2 separate regions of the Homo sapiens genome follow, and region 1 is linked to region 2. The links are chromatin loops, found by intact Hi-C in ENCODE. Cell type or tissue: tibial artery. All regions are shown on one strand. Links, peaks and the distances in the headings refer to the core of each region. The heading gives the core; the rest is flanking DNA. Region 1 overlaps CCDC15 (coiled-coil domain containing 15). Region 2 overlaps PKNOX2 (PBX/knotted 1 homeobox 2).

What was found. Hi-C counts contacts between places; a loop is a spot of excess contacts. Peaks named below come from ENCODE experiments on the same cell type or tissue, not always from the same donor. Only the 100,000 strongest peaks of a DNase experiment are listed, where the experiment ranks them.
Region 1: a loop joins it to region 2, with 2.7 times the contacts of the local background. A loop is called at or near these places in 1 of 110 quality-filtered maps.

What each region holds. Positions count from the first base shown.
Region 1 is chr11:124,970,383-124,980,869 of GRCh38, reverse strand. It overlaps CCDC15 (coiled-coil domain containing 15), which reads right to left. Exons shown (of 16, transcript NM_025004.3): 5 at 5,661-5,774; 6 at 3,270-3,392. Among named protein-coding and RNA genes, the nearest start is that of CCDC15, 21 kb to the right of the region's middle. RefSeq lists a silencer at 3,651-3,851. In tibial artery, for the core only: no CTCF peak of the experiment used is centred there; no DNase peak of the experiment used is centred there.
Region 2 is chr11:125,319,114-125,329,328 of GRCh38, reverse strand. All of the region lies in intron 2 of PKNOX2 (PBX/knotted 1 homeobox 2), which reads right to left. Among named protein-coding and RNA genes, the nearest start is that of PKNOX2-AS1, 57 kb to the right of the region's middle. In tibial artery, for the core only: no CTCF peak of the experiment used is centred there; a DNase peak (open chromatin) is centred at 1,208.

The DNA.
Region 1 (10,487 bases), core at 4,777-7,276, 350 kb after region 2:
TCTCAAATTAACAACCTAACATCAAACTAGAAGAACTAGAGAAACAAGAACAAACCAGCCCCAAAGCTAGCAGAAGACATGAACTAACCAAAATCAGGGCTGAACTGATAAAAACTGAGAAACAGAAAACACACAAGAAATCAATTAATCCAGGAACTGGTCTTTTGAAAGAATTAATAAGACAGAGCACTAGCTAGATTAATTAAAAAGAGAGAATATCCAAATAAACACAATCAGAAATGACAAAGGGGACATTACCACTGGCCTCACAGAAACACAAAAAAACCCTTGGAGACTATGATGAACACCTCTATGCACACAAGCTAGAAAATCTGGAAGAAATGGATAAATATCTGGAAACATACAACCTCCCAAGATTGAACCAGGAAAACACTGAATCCCTGAATAGACCAATAACACGTTCTTAAAATGAATTAGTAATAAAAAGCCTATCAACCAGAAAAAGCCTAGGACCAGACAAATTCATAGCTGAATTCTACCAGATGTTATAAAGAAGAACTGGTATCATTTCTACTGAAACTATTCCAAAAGATTGAGGAGGAGGAAGTCCTCCCTAACTTATTCTACAAGGCCAGCATCATCCTGATACCAAAACCTGGCAGAGACACAACAAAAAAACAAAACTTCAGGCCAATATTCTTGATAAACATAGATGCAAAAATCCTCAACAAAATACTAGCAAACCAAATCCAGCAGTGCATCAAAAAGCTAATCCACCATAATAAAGCTATCCCTGGGATGCAAGGTTGGTTCAACATACACAAATCATTAATTGTGATTCACCACATAAACAGAACTAAAAACAAAAACCACATGATGATCTCAAGAGATGCAGAAAAGGCTTTCAATAAAATTCAACATCCTTTCATGTTAAAAACCCTCAACAAACGAGGCATTTGTTTGAAGGAATATACTTCAAAATAAAAATAGCCATCTATAACAAAAAACCCAGAGCCAACATCATACTGAATAGGCAAAACTGGAAGCATTCCCCTTGAAAACCAGAACAAGACAAAGATGTCCTCTCTCATCATTCCTATTCAACATGGTACTAGAAGTGCTAGCCAGAGCAATCAGGCAAGAGAAAGAAAAAAAATGACATCCAAGTAGGAAGAGAGGAAGTCAAACTATCCCTATTTGCAGAAGATATGATTCTATACCTAGAAATCCCCATAGTCTCTGCCCAAAGCTCCATGATCTGATAAACAACTTCAGCAAAGTTTCAGGATACAAAATCAGTAGCATTCCTATACACCAACAATACCCAAGCTAAGAGCCAAATCAAGTATGCAATCCTATTCACAATAGCCACAAAAGAATAAAATACCTAGGAATACAGCTAACTAAGGAGGTGAAAGGCCTCTACAATAAGAATTAAAAAACAATGCTCAAAGAAATCAGAGATGACACAAACAAATGGAAAAACATTTCATGCTCATGGATAAAAAGAATCAATATAGTTAAAATGGCCATACTGCCCAAGGCAGTGTACAGATTCAATGCTATTCCTATCAAACTACCAATGACATTCTTCATAGAAACTATTTGAAAATTCATATGAAAACAAAAAAGAGCCTGAATAGCCAAGGCAATTCTAAGAAAAAGAGCAAAGCTGGAGGAATCACATTACCCTACTTCAAACTACACTACAAGGCTACAGTAACCAAAACATGGTATCAGTACAAAAACAGATACATGGACCAATGGAACAGATAGAGAGCCCAGAAATAATGCTGCACACCTACAACAATCTGATCATCAGCAAAACTGACAAAAACAAGCAATGGGGAAAGGACTCCCAATTCAGTGGTACTGGGATATATTTGGCTAGCTATATGCAGAAGATTGAAACTGGACTCATTCCTTATGCCATATATAAAAATCAACTCAAGATGAATTAAAGACTTAAATGTAAAACCTAAAAGCATAAAAAACACTAGAAGATAACATAGGAAATATCAATCTGGACATAGAAACAGGCAAAGATTTCATGATGAAGATGCCAAAAGCAACTGCAACAAAAAAAAAAATGACAAATGGGATCTAATCAAACTGAAGAGCTTCTGCACAGCAAAAGCAACCATCAACAGAGTAAACACACAACCTACAGAATGGGAAAAAATATGCATCAAAGAAAGGTCTGATATCCAGAATACAAGGAATTAAACAAATTTACAAGCAAAAAACTCCATAAAAGAGGGCAAAGGATATTAACAGACACTTCAAAAGAAGACATACACATGGCCAAGGACCACTCATTAGAGAAATGCAAATCAAAACCACAAGATACCATCTCACACCAGTCAGAAAAAGCCAAAAGATTACAGATGCTGACACGGCTGTGGACAAAAAGGAATGCTTATACACCACTAAGGGGAATGTAAATTAGTTCGGCCATTGTGGAAAGCAGTTTGGTGATTTTTCAAAGAACTTAAAACAGAATTACCATTCAACCCAGCAATCCCATTATCTGGTATATACCCAGAGGAATATAAATTGCTCTGCCTTAAAGATACATGCACACATATTTTCATCACAGCACTATTAACAATAGCAAAGACACAGAATCAACCTAAATGCCCATCAACAGCAGACTGGATAAAGAAAATGTGGTACACATACACCATGGAATACTATGCAGCCATAAAAATGAATGAGATCATGTCCTTTGCATCAACATGTATGAAACTAGAGGCCATTATCCTAAGCAAACTGCAAACTAATTCATGAACAGAACACCAAATACCACATGTTCTAACTTACAAGCGGGAGCTAAACATTCAGTACATATGAACACAAAGAAGGAAACAACAGACACCAGGGCCTACTTGAGGGTGGAGGGTGAAAGGAGGGTGAGGATGGGAAAACTACCTATTAGGTAAAGTCACGTGACGAAGTAATCTGTACACCAAACCCCTGTAACATGCAATTTACCCATATGACAAATCTACACATGTATCCTTGAACCTAAAATAAAAGTTATTTTAAAAAATTAATTAAAAAATTAAAAATAAAATGCTCTAAATTAGATTGTGGTAACAGTTGCACAACCCTGTGCAAACTGTGAGTACTAAAAACCAATGAATTGTACACTTTAAATGGGTGAATTGTATGGTATATGAATTATATCTCAATAAAGTCCGTTAAAAAAAATACTGGATATCTTAACCCTTTATCCCATCCTTAGTTAGCTGTGGATACTTCTAATAAGCCAATGTCTTTCCCCTCTACTTTTTATATTTCCCTACCTGATTTTCCATATAATTCTGGTAAGGTACAGCAGCTAAAAGACCTTGATGGACCTTAATGGGCAACTCTCCTCTTATTCCTGTATTTATCCCAGTGGATGCTGGTTTCCTGGAAAGCACTTCCTGGAAAAAAAATTACTACAAATATAAATAGGTCTAGAGGAAGCAACATATTCATGAGACTAAGTTGAGTTTCTGTGAAAGATCTAAAATTATCTTAGTAGGTTTTGGTAGTCTAATACACAGTAAAGGGAAAAAACATGAGTTCTACTTCATATGTACAAACAAAGCGCTCACATATAAAACCATATGGAATAAAACAGGAGAATATATTAACTTTATAAATGACAACTTGCACCTATTCTAGCCAGTAACAATTTCAGAAGACTCATGATTTTAGTCTTGGCAACCTGCCAGAGTACAAGCAAGTATGTGTTCCACTTGTATCTCCAAATCCGGATCAATAACAACCAGACAGATTCTAATGTCACTAAAGACTAATAATGAAATAAAACCAGGGTTCAACTCAATCATAGATTGTTCTTTCTGATTTGCAAATTCCCACTTCACACAACTAAGAAGGTAGAAAATTGTTGAGATTTGAGGGAAAGCTTGATACAAGTAATAAGAAAAATTTCACCAATTTCTTAGATCATTCCCAATTGTATTGAGTAGATTTGTTTTTCATATTTTTACCTGAAAAACATATATGCTTTCTTTGGAAGCAAGTAGGTAGCCTGAATTCATCATTATCACCATAACAATAATGAATTACACTTAAATGGCACCTCTGACGTAAAAAACTGGTTTATACAAAGATGTTATCTCAGACTTAATCCTCCCGTCTATTGGATAATTATTTCAATCAGAACTGTGAATAGTACACTTTCTGGAAAAACACCAGTTGAAAGGTCTGAGCATGTTCCAAGCAATATAAATATCCATCTCTAAGATCTGATAACTGTGTTTTTTTTTCTGATTTAGTAGAAAGTGTCTAATCACCTCATCTAACAGTACCCTGGAGTCAGTCTAATGGCCCAAACTATAGTACTACCAAACCACGATAGGTATGAAAACTGTCAAGAAACCAACATCTGAAAATAATTTAGGTACAAAAGAAACTCTGAGGAGCCACAAGGCAATGCTAGAAAAAGACAACCATATAAACGCACGTGGGATGTGTTGCCATACATGGACACATATCCACGCCCACTTGTTTTTTAAATTTAACTATAAATTTCTTAGTTGTAATTAAAGAGAAAAACATTACAGTTTAGTATTCAACCAATTGCCAACATATATGAGACAAACATTTTTAATGGTTGGGTCAAGATATGGAAAAAAATACAAAATTATATATCTATATATTTATATATTATATATATTATATGCATATTCCAGGAAAATATAAGAGTATACTAATTAGGAAGTAAAACTGGGAAAGAACTAAATGAGGCAGTTGATGATGGCAAAAAAATAACATATTTATTGGCAAAAAAACATAATTTATTAAAAAATAAATTAATGGTCTATTTTACTAGATGCTGCCTATAAAACATTAATGCCAAAATTAAGTACACACAGGAAAACACATAAATTTAGGATCCAAATTTGTGAATTCTGAGGTAGGCACCAAAACAATGTCATTTTATAAGTATAGACTTACATATCCTCCTAAGCCTAGCTCCACACTCACTTAAGTTTTGAATCAAAAGAATTTTTCTTTTTAAAAATTAATAGTTTCAATTTTTTCCTGATTAGAAAGTGACATACTTTATGACAATTTTTAAAAATAAAAAACAGAAGAAAATCACCTGTAATACTACTACCCAGAAATAATCAGTATTAGCCTCTTGTGCCATTTGTACCTAGGCTTTTGTCTATGCACATGGAACTCTTTCCATCTTTTTATTTTGCTGTATTTCTCTTCATAGCACTTATCACTTGAAATTATATTCTATATTTATTTGCTTGTTTATTATATGCTTCCCAACTAGCACAGAAGCTCCTTGAGGGATCTTTGTCTGTCTTTTCACCACTATAAGTCCTGTTTCTAGAACAATGCTGGCAATCACAGACATTCCATAAGTATTTGTTGAATACATATACATATATTTTAATTAAGATCATATCATACTTAATTTCATATCCAACTTTTTTCTTAACTTTATATCACAGACACTTTCCCTTATCTTCAGATATTCTTTGAAAATATTTTTTAGAATGGCTGCATATGGATATGTCACAATTTACTCAAGCATCCCCTACTATTGGGTATTTAAGGCTATTTCCAATTATTTTACAGTTCTAAATTATGCTGAGATATAAGTAAATCTTTATCTGTATTTTTTACCTGTATTTTTTTAAATCATGTATTAGAAATTAATTTACCTCTCTGGTAAGAAAGCTTTTCCTTCCATCATCTGGAAACACTGATCCCTTTTTTTTAATCACGGTTTTAAAGGATGCTAGCCGGTGACGTGCCTGTTTCATAGTTTCACTAAGCTGCCAGGGAAAGGGGGAAGAAAGCAAACAAAAGCAGGATAAGTTTTAATTCCAAATGCACTAAGTGTTCCAACAGGAAAACAGGTCCCTATTATTAAAAAATGCCAGATCTAAGACAACAGGATTACTTGCAAAGGAGACTTTGATGTGCTGATAGTGTGGTACAACATTATTGTCATTATTCTAGAGATTGTACTTTGTAACTTGGTTTAAGGGCGGTTACTCAAACTGTTTTTTAAGAAATAATGTATACTTTATATAAAGCATGTACACAAAAATATGAAAACCTAAAGTCTGAATTAATACACTTGGAGATCACTGACCAGACACATTCCTTACCTTCTATCCACCTTTGTCAATAAGGAGTTATTTCTTCAAGTGCTCCATATATGCTTAATTGCTTTCATCACTGCTTGCTAGGACTCTATTCCTAGTTTCCTTAAAGCCCTTTTATCCCCAATTTACATGACTCCTTTCACCACCCTCAACATTTGAAGACCATAGCTACTTAAAGTCTTTTCTTGAATCTCCCTTCCTCTTCCTCCAAGAAGCCTTCCTAAATTAACTTAGAACACAAATTCAAACATTTCAAAAGAACCAATTTGTTTCAACTACTTTAAGTAACACCTAATAAATGACTACTAATATTAAATGTTGATTTCGTGTTCATTCCTTATCTCCAGAAATTTCAGTATGCGGCTATTTTGATTTCTTTTTCAGAGAAGCACAGCCTATTTTATATCTCACAAATTTGCAAAGAATATCTCATTAGGGAAACAAATAAAACATATATCATTTTTAAGATAAGCACTGTAGGCCAGCCGTGGTGGCTCACACCTGTAATCCCAGCACTTTGGGAGGCCAAGGCAGGCGGATCACCTGAGGTCAGGAGTTCGAGACCGAGACTAGCCTGACCAATGTGGTGAAACCCCATCTCTACTAAAAATAAAAAAATTAGCCGGGCATGGTGGTGCACACCTGTAATCCCAGCTACTCAGGAGGCTGAGGCGGGAGAACTGCTTGAACCCAGGAGGCAGAGGCTGCAGTGAGACGAGATAGCGCCACTGCACTCCAGCCTGGGCAACAGAGACTCCATCTTAAAAAAATAAATAAATTAAAATTAAAATTGAAAAATAAAGATAAGCACTGTATCACGTGGAGGAAAAGTATATCCTGTACTAGTCAGTAAAATTATGGCAAAGCCAAGATCGCTACTAATCCACTCATTGGAAGTTTAATAATATCAATTATCCCTTGAAGAGAAATGATGGTTATGACTTCTCTACAGAAAATACAAAAAAAATTTGCTGTAGTGGCACACGCCTGTAGTCTGTTACTCAAGAGGCTGAGGTAGGAGAGGTGGAAGGATTGCTTGAGCCTGGAGTTCAAGGCTGCAGTGAGCCAAGATTGCGCCACCGCACCCTAACCTGGACGACAGAGCAAGACTCTGTCTTAAAAAAAAATAAAATAAATTTTATGGCTTTATTAATAATTACCTAAGGATGAAAACACTCTACTCTACCAGCCCAGATTTTTTTACAGCACATCACCTCTATTTAAGCTTGTTTTCAGAGGTCTATAACTCTGTCCAGAGAAATCAGATTGAAACATACTACTCTTTGTTTTGCCAAGCGGAAGACTTCTAGATTTGGTCAGCTGCGGAGTGGCCAAAGGGAATCAAGATAGAGCTGTTCACAATGCAAAAAGAGATATGTGTAGTTGAAATTATAAAAAAAAAAAAATAGCCCCATGACTATGCCTCCTTTTATTCATTGACACTTAAGGTAGGTGTTATTACCCTGCACCATGTGACCAAGGATTCAAAAATCCCCATTGTAACAAATTTGAAATAGGGATTCAGAATTTTCATTTCCCATCAAGTCCAAACCTCTATTAGAGTCACATTGATTATAGGCCCTTAAGCAGGATATTTCAACTGCTCCAAAAGCTAGAATATACATTATTTTTCTTCTGTTTCTCTGTAGTTACCATAACCCTTCACCAAGCCTCAATCTTGGAAAGGCTTTTTCAATGACATGCTTTGAGGACTGTCATTGGGTGAATAATGGCCACCCAAAGATACCAGGTGTTAATCCCTAGAACCTGTAAATATTACTTTATAAGAAAAAAGGGCCTTTGCAAATGTGATTAAGTTAAGGATCTTGAGATCTTAAGGACATTGAGAAGATAATCCTGGATTATCCATACGGGTCCTAAATGCCATCAAAAGTGTCCTTACGAGAGAGGTAGAGGAAGATTCAACATACAGAAAAGGAGGTGATGTGAAAATGGCATGCAGAAATTGATGTGATGCAGCCACAAGAAAAGGAATGCCAGCAGACACCAAAAGCTGGAAATGTCAAGAAACAAACTTTCCCCTAGAACCTGAGGATGGAGCACAGCCCTGAGGACACCTTCGTTTTGGTTTAGTGAAGTGGATTCTGGACTTCTGGCCTCCAGAACTGAGAGATAATAAATTTCTGTAATTTTTTAAGTTATTAACTTTGAGGTAATGTGTTACAGCAGCCACCAGAAACTAATACAAAGACTAAAGTTAATGTTAACAAGCAATTTAACAAAAACATAGAACCCAGGGGGATATTATAAATTAAATTATGCAATAATTCAAATAAACAAGTAGATAAGCACATTTCTCTGCAAGATGATGTTGGTCATTACATATATATGTAATTGTGTGAATGTCTGTGGTATATATATACATTTGTATGTATACTTACATATATGTTTAAATGTACATATGCATATGTGCATGTGTTGTATGTGTGTAAATACTCAAAACATAAAATTTGACCAAAAGTCTTTTCTATCTAGAACCTTAGGCACACTATTGATTCTTTTGTAGTTAACTGTTATTAACAGACTACGATTAAATCTCTAAGGCTTAGATTCCCTGATGAAGATGAATTACTCATAATTAGATAAATAATTAGATAAATAGAAAACCTAGCAAATGAAAAATCAATATAACTCCAGATAAAACAAAAAGCCATACATAGACGGAAACATAATCATAGTTTACTCATAGATCAGCTGTGACTAATGTTTATATAGTCATAACAACATAAATGTTTAATATAGATCTAAGCAAAATTACAATATAACTATAAAGAGAGGACGGGAGTGGAAAGAGTGCATGTGTAGTGGTGGCAGGGGAGAGAAAGAGGAATAAATCCTCATCCTTCCTAGTGGTAAATCAATAAAAAATGCCTAAATTTTTTTTAATTAAGAAGGAGTATTACTAGCATGTTGCTCAGAAATATGAATATTAACACCAAAAGACAAAACTAAAAGAATGCAAATAGTTGCTTCTGAGGAAGATGAGGAAATGTGCAAAGTACTTATCTTTTTTAATAACAATGCATGCAACTATTTACTTTACTTGTTCAAACTATGTACATATATACTTTCAATAAAACTCAGTGTAAAAAATGAGAAAAAAAATCCCAGACAATATCCCTCAAAAAGCTTCCTCTCATGAACAACATAAACATATAAATGCATTTTTGGTTCTCATATTGCATATATAAATACATATGTACATATATCAGACCTCAGGAATATCCTACAGAACATGGGCCTAAATTTTAGCTTGGAGCAGTTTGTTATTACCGACCTTCTGAAGCCTACTTCTGTCAACTCATCAAAGTCATTCTCCATCCAGCTTTGTTCTGTTGCTGGCGAGGAGCTGTGACCCTTTGGAGAAGAGATGCCCTGGTTTTTAGAATTTTCAGCTTTTCTGCTCTGGTTTCTCCACATCTTTGTGGTTTTATCTACCTTTGGTCTTTGATGATGGTGACCTACAGATGGGGTTTTGGTGTGGATGTCCTTTTTGTTGATGTCGATGCTATTCCTTTCTGTTTGTTAGTTTTCCTAACTAACAAACCATTGCCAACAAAACTTTGCTTGCACTGACCCCTAGAGACTATATCCCAGGTATACCAGACAACCAATCACAGTGCCTTCTAAGGAATACTGCCAGGCCTACAAGCCCTATTAAAGGGGCGGCCTTAGGCAACTTCCTCCCTAGCCTTAGCTGACTGGAGCAAGGGTTGTGTAGTAATATGTCAAATAAAAATAGGCCTTGATGCAATGTCTTCTGCACACCAAAAAAAATGTCTATTTTGCACACAGAAACATAACTTTAACAATTAGCAAAAGCACTTCTTTGTAACAAAACGAAAATTGTAATATATAAATTTTGAGATTTAAATCTTAAAATCTAAAGCAAACTATGATTAGATAGTAAAATTTAAAGCATCAAGCAAATATGAAGGATAAAATTTGAGAAATATAGATATCTAACTAGGACACTGTTCATATTTTCTTCAGTTCTTTTTAACTTGTTTGTGTAATTTTTTAGCCAATCAAGAATAAGATAGAATTTACATGTAACTGTATAAACAAAACAATTAGTAATACTATGTAGGTCATGGGAAAAGAGTATAGATGAGATCTAATATTTATAGAATTTTACCTACTTTATTATCATGGAGGACTAATACCAATGTAAAGTGTATTGTTAAGGCCATAAAAATCTAATCAAAGTTGAATTCTATTCAAGTATAATGTAGTTTATTTGCAAATGATATCATACTGATTTTTAAATGTGTTAGACTTTTCAGTGGCCAGAAAATACCATACATTAAAAGTTGAACTCACATGAGCCACTTTTTATAGCCCATGAATCCCAGT
Region 2 (10,215 bases), core at 100-2,599:
AGTAGCAATCCTACAATACAAATATAAGCTACAGTTAATATTTGGAGTAAAATGCTTCTTTTTTAAAAGCAGTATCATATTTTCATACTGTTCACTAAATAGCCTTTTGTATTTAACAACATATCATAAACACCTTTTCATGTAGGAGGAAAATATATTATAATTTTAATGATTATGGCATTCCATTTATGGGTATACTATAATTACTCAGACAAATTCTTCACATTTGTTGTTTAGATTATTTCCAGTTTTTGCTATTATAAACACATAATGACTATTCTTGCAGTGGACTCTTGCTCCAGACTTGATCATTTTCTTAGGATAAGTTTCTGGATGTGGAATTGCCAAGTCCAAAGGTGTGTTCGTCTTAAGGAATTTTTACAAATTACTTGCAGGAAGGTCATACCCATTTACATCCTATCAGCAGCGTATGAGAGATGCCTTTCCCTTGCCAGGTAGTTGCTCTTATTTTGTAGATGTGGAAAATGAGGCTTAGGAAAGTCAAGCACAGGGCTTGCCTAAGAAAACAGCCAGCAAGTGGCGTGTCTTCTGACTCCAGACATTTTGTTCTCCCAAGCTCTCTGCTTCTCTTTGCCCTTCTATTTCTTACCAATCCAAAGAGAGTGCCTGCAGTAGTAAGTGCTAAATTAATGTTGCACTCCCGGAAGGAGAGGCAGAGGCGGCTGTGCCCTGAGTGGTGGGGTGGGCCAATCCTGGGAGCTTTGCTAACATCAGCCTTTTCCGGGTGTCTGAGGCTGACTTGGTAAATGACAGATCTGTTCTTTGGTAGCTTTTTACTACTCCTTCCTGCCCTGTACCTGGGAAGGTACAAATTGCTTCAATTTAGTCCCCATATATTAAGAATCTACCTTGTGCTGGGGCCTGGGCATCAAAGACACAACACACATACTATCTGTCTCTGTCTCTGTCTCTCTTTCTCTCTCACTCACTCTCTCTCTCTCTCTCACTCACTCTCTCTCTTTCTCTCTCTCTCCCCCGCTCTCTCCCTGTCTTCTAGGTGTTTACAGTCTAGTGGGCAAAATAGAAGGTAAAGAAATAATTGCCACCTACAATGTGTGTGTGATGCTGCTTCTGACTGTCAGCCTCCAGATCCCACAATGGCCAGAGCAGGGCTCAGGGCCAGGGTCAGGGCTGGGGAGGGGAGGAAGCCCTGCCTGCCTGGTGTGGCCTCCAGCCTCTGTCTCTTTCATTGTGTCCCTCCTGGTGCTGGGGTTCCAGGGCTCCCTTCGACATCCTGCCATAGCCATGTGTTCCTTGTCTTTCTGCTCTAGCTGAGCCTCTGCTGCCCCCACCCCAAGACGACACAGAGGAGCTACAACTCAGAGAGGAATCACTCCAATATTAGGGAAAGAAGCTGACCCTGTTCTCCACTCAGGGAATAAAACACACATTTGAGAGAGGAAGGACGATCAGAGGTGACACCAGCATGCCCTCACACAGGGCACCGCTTCAGGGCTACAATACACTTGGAATTCTCCTTCCCAGAACTGACAACTGCCGAGTTCCATTTGTTTCCCAACAGCCTACAGAAAGCTACAAGGCATAAATACAGTCTGTAATCTCCTTCCTGTCACTGCCAGCAATTCCACCAAGCACAAGGGGGACCACTCACATGACAGAGAGCCAGGACTGCAGGGAGGAGGAGACCCCTGATGGCCGCGGCCATCCTCCCAGTCTCCAACCCTCCTCTTGCCCTCCACACTCAAGCTGTGTGCCCCTTTCTAGATTGCAGGCAGAGGGACCCAACAATCTCCTTTTTGTCACCATGCAGAGCTCTTCCTCTCTGAAAGCTAATAAGCAGCACAGCAGGCAGGGCCAAGCCACAGATGCAGACAGAAAGTCAGAGAGAAATGGAAGGATGGGAAGACACGGGGCTGTGTGACCCAATGACCCGGATGGTTCAGGGAACAAGAAAGGAAGCAAGAGCTTCACACTGAAGATAAAGTTCCTCTGTCCTCACGACCTCCCCACCTCCAGCACTGTAGCTCCCACAGGCCTCTCTCTGCCTATCCAAGTTCATTCTACTGGACCCGTCTATGGACATGGGCTGGCTTCCCCACAGATCACCTTTGCCTGTTTTGCCAACTTGTGCTTAGGCTTTTTGCAGATGAGTTGGATAAGTGAAGACCGAGCCTCTGGAATCTGTGGCCAGAGACCCAAACTAAAGACTTGTCCCCTGTCCACTCTGGGAAGGTTACCCCCACTCTGGTATCTATCTCAGGAGCATAAAACACCAAGCTTTTTTGTCCCAGTTGGCCCAAGAGCCTAAAAAAGCATCTGTTCTCACTCTGGAGCCCACCAAGGGCCTCTTCTTCCGTGAGTGCGGTGATGAAAGTGTGGTTTGCCTACACGGACACGCCAGCAGTCCCTAATAGCTGATGTTTGTGAATCCTCAGGCTTCACCTCCCTGCTGGCGGGGGTGAGCTATGGAGGTGTGGCAGCCAGGACCAGCTTCATCACACATTTGCTCTGTGATGTTGGATGAAGCATGCCACCGGTTTAAATTCTGTTTCCTCCTCATCATTATTGGTTTTCACCATTGCCATCTATAAACAAGGGGCTGGACCTGACAGTGTGACATTCTCTGATCTCATTCCCTGATGATGCTTGATCGGCTGTTAAATTCAACTGTCATCCCAGGGAAAGGCTCAAGTTTCACCAAGGCAATGAGGCTGATCTCAAAGACACCAGATGCCAATCCTCTAGAAAGAGAGGGGCTCTTTGGAAGCTAAAATAATTCATCGACTTGTTTATGGTGTTTCTCCTCTGCTCAAAAGTCTACAATGGCTTGCCAGGGCCTAAAAGACAAAATTGATATTTCTTAGCTTCCATTCTTCCCCTTCATAATCAGCCTGACCCTACCAATCTTACCTAATCCCCCACTACTTTCAAATCTGAACCTTTTCTCCAGCCAGTCCAGGCTGCCACTGCCTCACAGCCAAGCACACCCCCTGTGTGAGTTCCCTGGCCCACCTGCCACGCTTCCCTTTCCTCTGTTGTCCAGGTCCCATCCAACCTGCAAAGACCAGCTCAAGTCCTGCCTTTCTGCAGCCGAATGAACTCAGCCTCTTGCCCTCCTCACCCTATTACTGACCCTTGATCTTACTCAATTTTGTGAGCCCCTGCTTTGTGCGTGAATCTTAATCTCCCCTCGATGTCATCATAAGCTTTTGATTGTGAGACTTTCATATTTCTCTTATTCCTTCCATACATACCTAGGTGAGTACTGTACCCATGGAGATCATGGAAAGTACTGTTCCTGTCACATGAAGAGGAGCTGCTACTAGAAAATATTAAATCAGATCAATGCTGAACCAGTTCAGTTGATGGTTTGCTTACTTAGTTATTATTATTCATTGCCAAAGATATTAGAGTTCTTTATATTTCAATGTGTTCTTGAATTGAGAGCTGTTGACTAAACTATGTATTATTTTGCATGCTTCCTGCAGTAACACTAAGTGAATGTGGGAGAGAGAATACGATGGGTGGAAAGGTGAAGTCAGACAACCTTGAATTCCAATCCTAGGTTTCTGTTTTCCTAGCTGTATAAGTCACGGTTTTCCTACTTCTGTAAAATGGTTACAATAATACCCAACTCACAGGATGCTTCCTGGGATTTGATAGTATTACATTAGATGTGTGATATGCTTAGCAGATAGCAAAGGGCTTGGCAATGACGTAGACTGAGTCTTTCATAAATGATGACTATTGTCATTAGTGACAATGATAGCAATAATAACTTGTTTAGATCTCATCTAGCAGAATCTTTCTCATCCTCTGAGACTCGGCTCTGTTAGATTTTCTCTCATGACCACTGAGCCCCATACAGGGTGTCTGTCATTCCTTCCTTTCTGCTCCCCTAATACCTGGGACCATATCTCCAAGACAAAGTCCAAAGTCCTTAGCCATGAACTCCAGGCTGTGTCACTGAATTATCTGTTCCTAGGTGTGTCCCTCCCACTAAGCTCTGAGCTTCCAGAGAGCAGGGACTCTGTATTCCTCACCTGCACTTCCAGCCCTGGCCTAGCATCAGGATCAACGTGCATCTATTAAATGAGGGAAAGAACGGATAAGCAGGAATGCCAGAAGCAGTCAAGAGACCTGGGCAGAGTTTGGCCAGTCACAAATTTTCTTTCTGGAGAAAGGGGCCTGGGGGAGAGATTGGTAATTGGGAATGCATCATGAAAAGCAAATGTCCGCTTTAATTCAGCTAAGACCAGCCCACTTGAAAGGGACTTTAGAAAAAGCCTTTCACTTGCCCAGCAGGATTTTCTTATTTGGGGAACCTTCAGCCCCATCAGAAGACTTTGACATTGAACATCTCTGCAAGGCCCTGCCTGTCTCTACTTTCCTTACAAAACTCAGCCTAGCCTCCTTCTCTCACTCCTCCCCTCCCATCCCTTTCCCCAGTGGTCAGACCCTCAGCCTCTGAGTCCTTGCTCTCTCCCCAAGCCAGCCTGCTTGATGACTCTGGGTTCCAAGCAGGCTCCCCAGCTCCAATGGCTCTCTCCAGAAGCAGGTGAAGGTAAGTGCATCTTGGTACAATCTGTTTGTTTTTGCCTCTGCCACCAGATAGAGTGAGCTACATTTTCTTCCTTTCCATCTCCACAGCCACATCTCAGCTCAGCAATTCCCTCCTGATCCATCTCTCTGGGGGCTGCTGCATCCTCCACAGGCTGCACGAGGACCGTTCCAGCCACTTACAGCATCCTATGCACAGTTCTCTTCACACTTAGCCAGCCACATTGTGATCGTCTGGGTACTACTCTGCCACCCCACTTGATTATATAATCCTAAATGGAATCTCAAGCCTATAGAGCTCCCCAGAGCCTAAGATGTATTTTGTACATATAAGGTGTTCAGCATATTTGCTGGATAAAGGAGTAAATACATGTATATATTCAGCAGAGGACATGTGGAGTGTATAACACACCACATGCTGATCTCCTTTACGAAGAACCATATTATCCAATTTATTATTTAAGCCTTGCAGCAACTTTGGAAAGTAGTTATTATTAGTCCTATTTTTAAAAAGGGAAAACTGAGGTTAGAAAGTTAAGCGACTGGCCCAAAGAAAACTGGTTAAGGGGTGAAGGGAAAGGGTGGAGTCCACCTGCCTATCTAGTCCAGGAAAAGCTATAAAGAGGGTGAGCTGCTTCTGTTCTGCCTCTCTTGGGAAATAAACAAGAAGAATTCTTCTTCTCATCATTTGGTGAGTCGGTGACATTTCATTTGACAAAGAATCTAGGAAAAGCCTCTCTTGGGACTAGTTTTGGGACCAGGCTCTGATAATATTGCTTTATTGAAAAAGGATGCTAGGAACTGAGCTCCGGATGGCCTTTTACATGGAGTAATTTATGCAGGAAATGAGATATATATTTTTTTAAAGAAACACACATTGATCTACACAGTCACAAAGACATCAGTGACAACACACACACACACACACACAACCCCAGAAACAGTGTCACAGACACACAAAGGCACAGATTCCAGTTCAGGGTCATGCCACACACAGTAAGCAGCCAGAAGATTCCAGGTCAGATGGATACAGAGCCCTAGGCTCACACCCACTTGCAAAACAGTCGGAAGCCTCTCTCTGACTTTTCCTTCCATGCCTTCCAGGAGAAATTGCGATTTTCCCCACACATGTAAATTTTCGTTATTAAGGAACGCAGAGGAAGCATGACATTGAAGAAATTAATCTCTCTGTGCCTCCCTGCCCTTCTCAGGGCTCTATTTCCTCCTGTGATGACCACACCGCTTATGGAGATGGTGCCAATCCGATGACCTGCACCCTGGGGCATAGCTCCCACTCAGGGAAGATTTACACCTTGTGCCTTGCAGAGGTTTCAGTCATAACCAGCTCCTGGAGGACAGCAAAGGAAGGCAACAAGGAAGGGAAATGAAATGTCTGTAAAATTCTCATTCAGACACTGCTGAGAAATGAATTTCAGAAGTGGAAGGCATGGTAAAAAGCATTTTATTTAAAATGCCTTTCTCCCTAGGCTGTTTGTGAAGAGTTGGTATTTGAAAGGACATCTGAAAGTTAGGACTTCCCTTCCAGCCATGGTGATTTTGACCTGGGCTCAAAGCAGAGCCCAGGATCCCTGTACTTACAAAATTGGCACCGAGAAACTCACGGATGCTGGAAACGCACTGGGAGCCAAGATACCTGGCCTCCATCCATAACTCTCCTGCATCAGCACGTCACTGCTCTGGGCCTCAGTTTCTCCATCTGCAAAGTGAGGTTAGGACCAGATGGTCCCTTCCACCATGGTCTGCATCAGGGGACTCCTTGCTCTGCCTTGGTCCAGTGTTAATAAGACTTTATGTACTGGGGTTATCTGCAAGATGATGTATACAACCCAAAGCATGTCCAATCCCATCCGTTAACTTTTTGTTTATGCTTCACTGTAACTTTGTGAGGTTGGTAGTTCTGGTATCAATATACCCATTTTACAGACAGAATAAGCAAAACTGAGACTTAACTGTCTCGGCTAAGGTCACAAAAATAATCAATATTGAAATCTCAAGTTGATCTATTGGGATATTCAATGGAAAGGTGACCTGCACACTCTGGGGGATCTGGGGGACACAGGGGTGATGGCAGATGACTAACTGCTCCCCCTTCCAGCTCTGCAGCCAAGTATCTGCCACAGTGATTCAGCAGTGAGGGTGTCATCATCCATGGGGAGTTCTGGGCGTGATGCTGCCCAGGAGCCACTGGGCTCATCAGGATTAAACCCCCACGAGAGCAGCGCCATCCTGGGTGGGGCGGGGAAGGTGGTCATTAGTGGGCTTCACTTCATGGAAAACGCAGAGGACAGCAGCTTGTGACTGTGTCTGCATAAGAGAGGACAAGGTCCCTCAGCACTGTCATAATGATGAAGAGGACAGGCAGTGGAGGGGGCTGTAGAACGAAAGGGCAGAGTCTGGAGGGATGGCTACCGGCACTTGGATATGCTTCCCAAAGCTCGGTCTTTCTCTGCACTGCTGTTCCCCATTTTTCTCCAGTACCCTCTAAACTCTGACAATAAACCCTAGGACCTCAGATCACCCATTCCTATGCTCAAAAACATATATATACGTTTTTTTTTGAATAAGACACATCTTTAGTGCAGGTATTCGAGACCTTTCATGACATGGCTCCTACCTAACTTCTAGCCTATGACTCTCCTTCAAGGACGCCAGGTCAGGGGCTGGCAAACCACACCCTATGGTCTGAATGTGCCTCTCCAAAACTTGCATGGAAACCTGATCCCCACTGTGGTGCTATTAAAAGATGGAGCCTTTTGGGAAGTGATTAATTTATGAGGGCTCTGCCCTCATCAATGGGATTGGTGGCCTTATAAAAAAGACTCGAGTGAGCTCCTTTTGCCCACCCCCTGTGTGAGGACACATAGAAGTTCCCATCTATGAGAAAGGAGCCCTCACTAAACACTGAATCTGCTGATGCCTTGATCTTAGAGTTCAAATCTCCAGAACTGTGAGAAATAAATTCCAGTGTTTTCTACATTACCCAGTCTAAGGTATCTTGTGACAGCAGCCCAAAAGGACTAAGACATAAACTCACAAGCCAAATCCTGAGGCTGCCTGTTTTTGTAATTAAAGTTTTATTAGAACACAGCCACGCCCATTTGTTTACTATTGTCTATGGCTGTTTCCCACTGTGATGACAGCGTTGAACATGGTCAGCCCTCTGTATCTGTGGGTTCCACATCTGCTGATTCAACCAACTGCAGATAGAAAATATTTGGGAAAAAAATTTAATCTGTACTGAACATGTGCCGACATTTTTCTTGTCATTATTCCCTAAACAATACAGTAGGACAACTATTTACATAGCATTTACATTGTATTAGGTATTATAAGTAATCTAGAGATTTAAAGTATACAGGAGTATGTGCGTAGGTTATATGCAAATACTACACCATTTTATATAAGGGACTTGAGCATCTGTGAATTTTCGTATCTGTGGTTGGTCTTGAAATCAGTCCCCCACAGATACCGAGGGATGATTGCAGTTGCAACACAAGACCTGAACTATTTACTGTTCGAAATTTTACAGAAAAAGTTTGCTGATCTCTGCTCTGGGTTATAGTTAAACTGTACTCACCCTCTCCTATACAGATTCCACTTTTAGACACCTCCAGGCCTTTGCTTGTTCCAAGACTGGGATGCCCTCTTTCCGTACTCTAATAGTTGAAATACAGCTCTTCCTCAAGGACTCAGCTCAAATGTTATTTATTCTGTGATGCCTCCTGAATTGCTACAAAGAATTGCTCATAGCTCTTTACAGCCATGGCACACTGTTAGGATGACCCCACAATATATCATCCAAACTGGAGTAATTTTGAGAGTGAAAGAGAGCACAATGACTAATTACACAGCAACTACAGGTTGCAACGGAGACCATGCCAGGCAAAGCAGGTTGTGTGGTTGCCAGCATGGAGTGCTTCTGTCATCCTGCCTCCTAAGGGTTAACTGTTTACATATCCACCTCCCTCCAGGAGGCAGCACGCTTAAGGGCAAGGGCAGTGTGGGGATTTTTTTGACCCTCAGAGCATCTTTACACAGCAAATGTGATCAATTCATATTTGTTGAGGTGAAAGAAAGAAGGGCTCTGGTCCGAAGCTAGACACAAGCAGTTTCTTTAAGAGTAGCAAGCTGGAATAACAGAGGATAGAGGAGCCATTAGCTAAATGGGGAGGAGGTGCTTGCAGCCAATGGAGGTTGCAGGCTTGTGTGTGTCTCATGGAGCCTGTATGCCTAGCTTGACAGGGCATTTCAGTACCTGGAACACCAGGAGTCACCTCACCTTTCTGCATCTCTGGCTCCTCTGCTGCCCACCCTCCTGTTCCTCCAAGCCCAGCCCATTCATCCTCTCAGCTCCTACCTTCCCTCCTGACATCTGGTCTCACCGATCCTAGGGTGTATCTCTTGTTCTACAGGGTACCATGTACATCTCAGTCCTGGGTCTATAATGATCAAAGTGGTCGTAACCTCCTGAATCTCTGCTGTGTTAGAAAAGGAGGGGTGCTAATTCAAGGGCTATAGCTTATTTCTATGGTTCCTAGATTCCCACTTTAGACTGAATACTGGGTAACCAGAATTTAAATATGCCTCTCCTTTCATAAAGCACCGGAACATTCTATAGACTTCTGCTCACTAAAATGAGAAACAGGAAACAGCAAGGGATATGAGGACCCATTTAACATTCTTGACACTCTCCATCTGTTTTCCTTTAAACAGCTAGAAAGATCTTTTTGAAGGTGCAAATACTCTATTACATGGTCATACCTCCCTTGTTTCAAGCACAATATGGCTTTCCCATTCTTGAGATCAACGTCAAAATCTTTACCATGGTCTAGAAGGTCAGTCTGGCCCTTCCCACCTTTCCAGCCTCATCTAGCTTGCTGTTTGGCCTCCATCCACCCAGGCCTTTGTGCCCTCAAACAAGCCATGCTTCTTCCCACCACAGGGCCTTTGCACAAGCTACCCATGTTCCTGGAAGGTGCTCTTTCTCCTGCTTTGCTTTCACATCTCAACTCAAGAGTCACTTCCTCAGGGGAGCTACAGTGACCTCTCAGGTAAGCCTCCTTTGTTATATGCATTTCTTAATTCAGTTTGAGAATTTAATTAATGTTGTAATTATATATTATATGTGATTATTTGAGTAATGCCTGTTTTCTCCATTAGGCTATAAAACTCCATGTGGACAAGAGTCCAGGCTTGTTTTGCTCCTCTTGAAACCCCAGCACCTGGTAGCACTTAAAAATATTACAGACACATCTCATTTTATTGCGCTTCACTTTGGTGTGCTTTGCAGATATTGCATTTTTTACAAATTGAAGGTTCATGGCAACACCGCATTGAGCAAGTTTATCAGTACAATTTTTCCAACAGCAGGTACTCACTTCATGTCTGTGTGTCACGTTTTGGTAATTCTCACAATATTTCAGACTTTTTCATTATTATATATGTTATGGTGATCTGTGATGAGTGATCTTTGATGTTATTATTGTAATTATTTTGGGGTGCCATAAAATGTACCCCTATAAGATGGTGAACTTAATCAATAAATGTCATGTGTGTGAGGCACAACAATATTAAAATTAGGTCAATTAATAACCCTACAGTGACCTCTAAGTGTTCTAGTGAAAGGAGTCCCATGTTTCTCACTTTAAATCA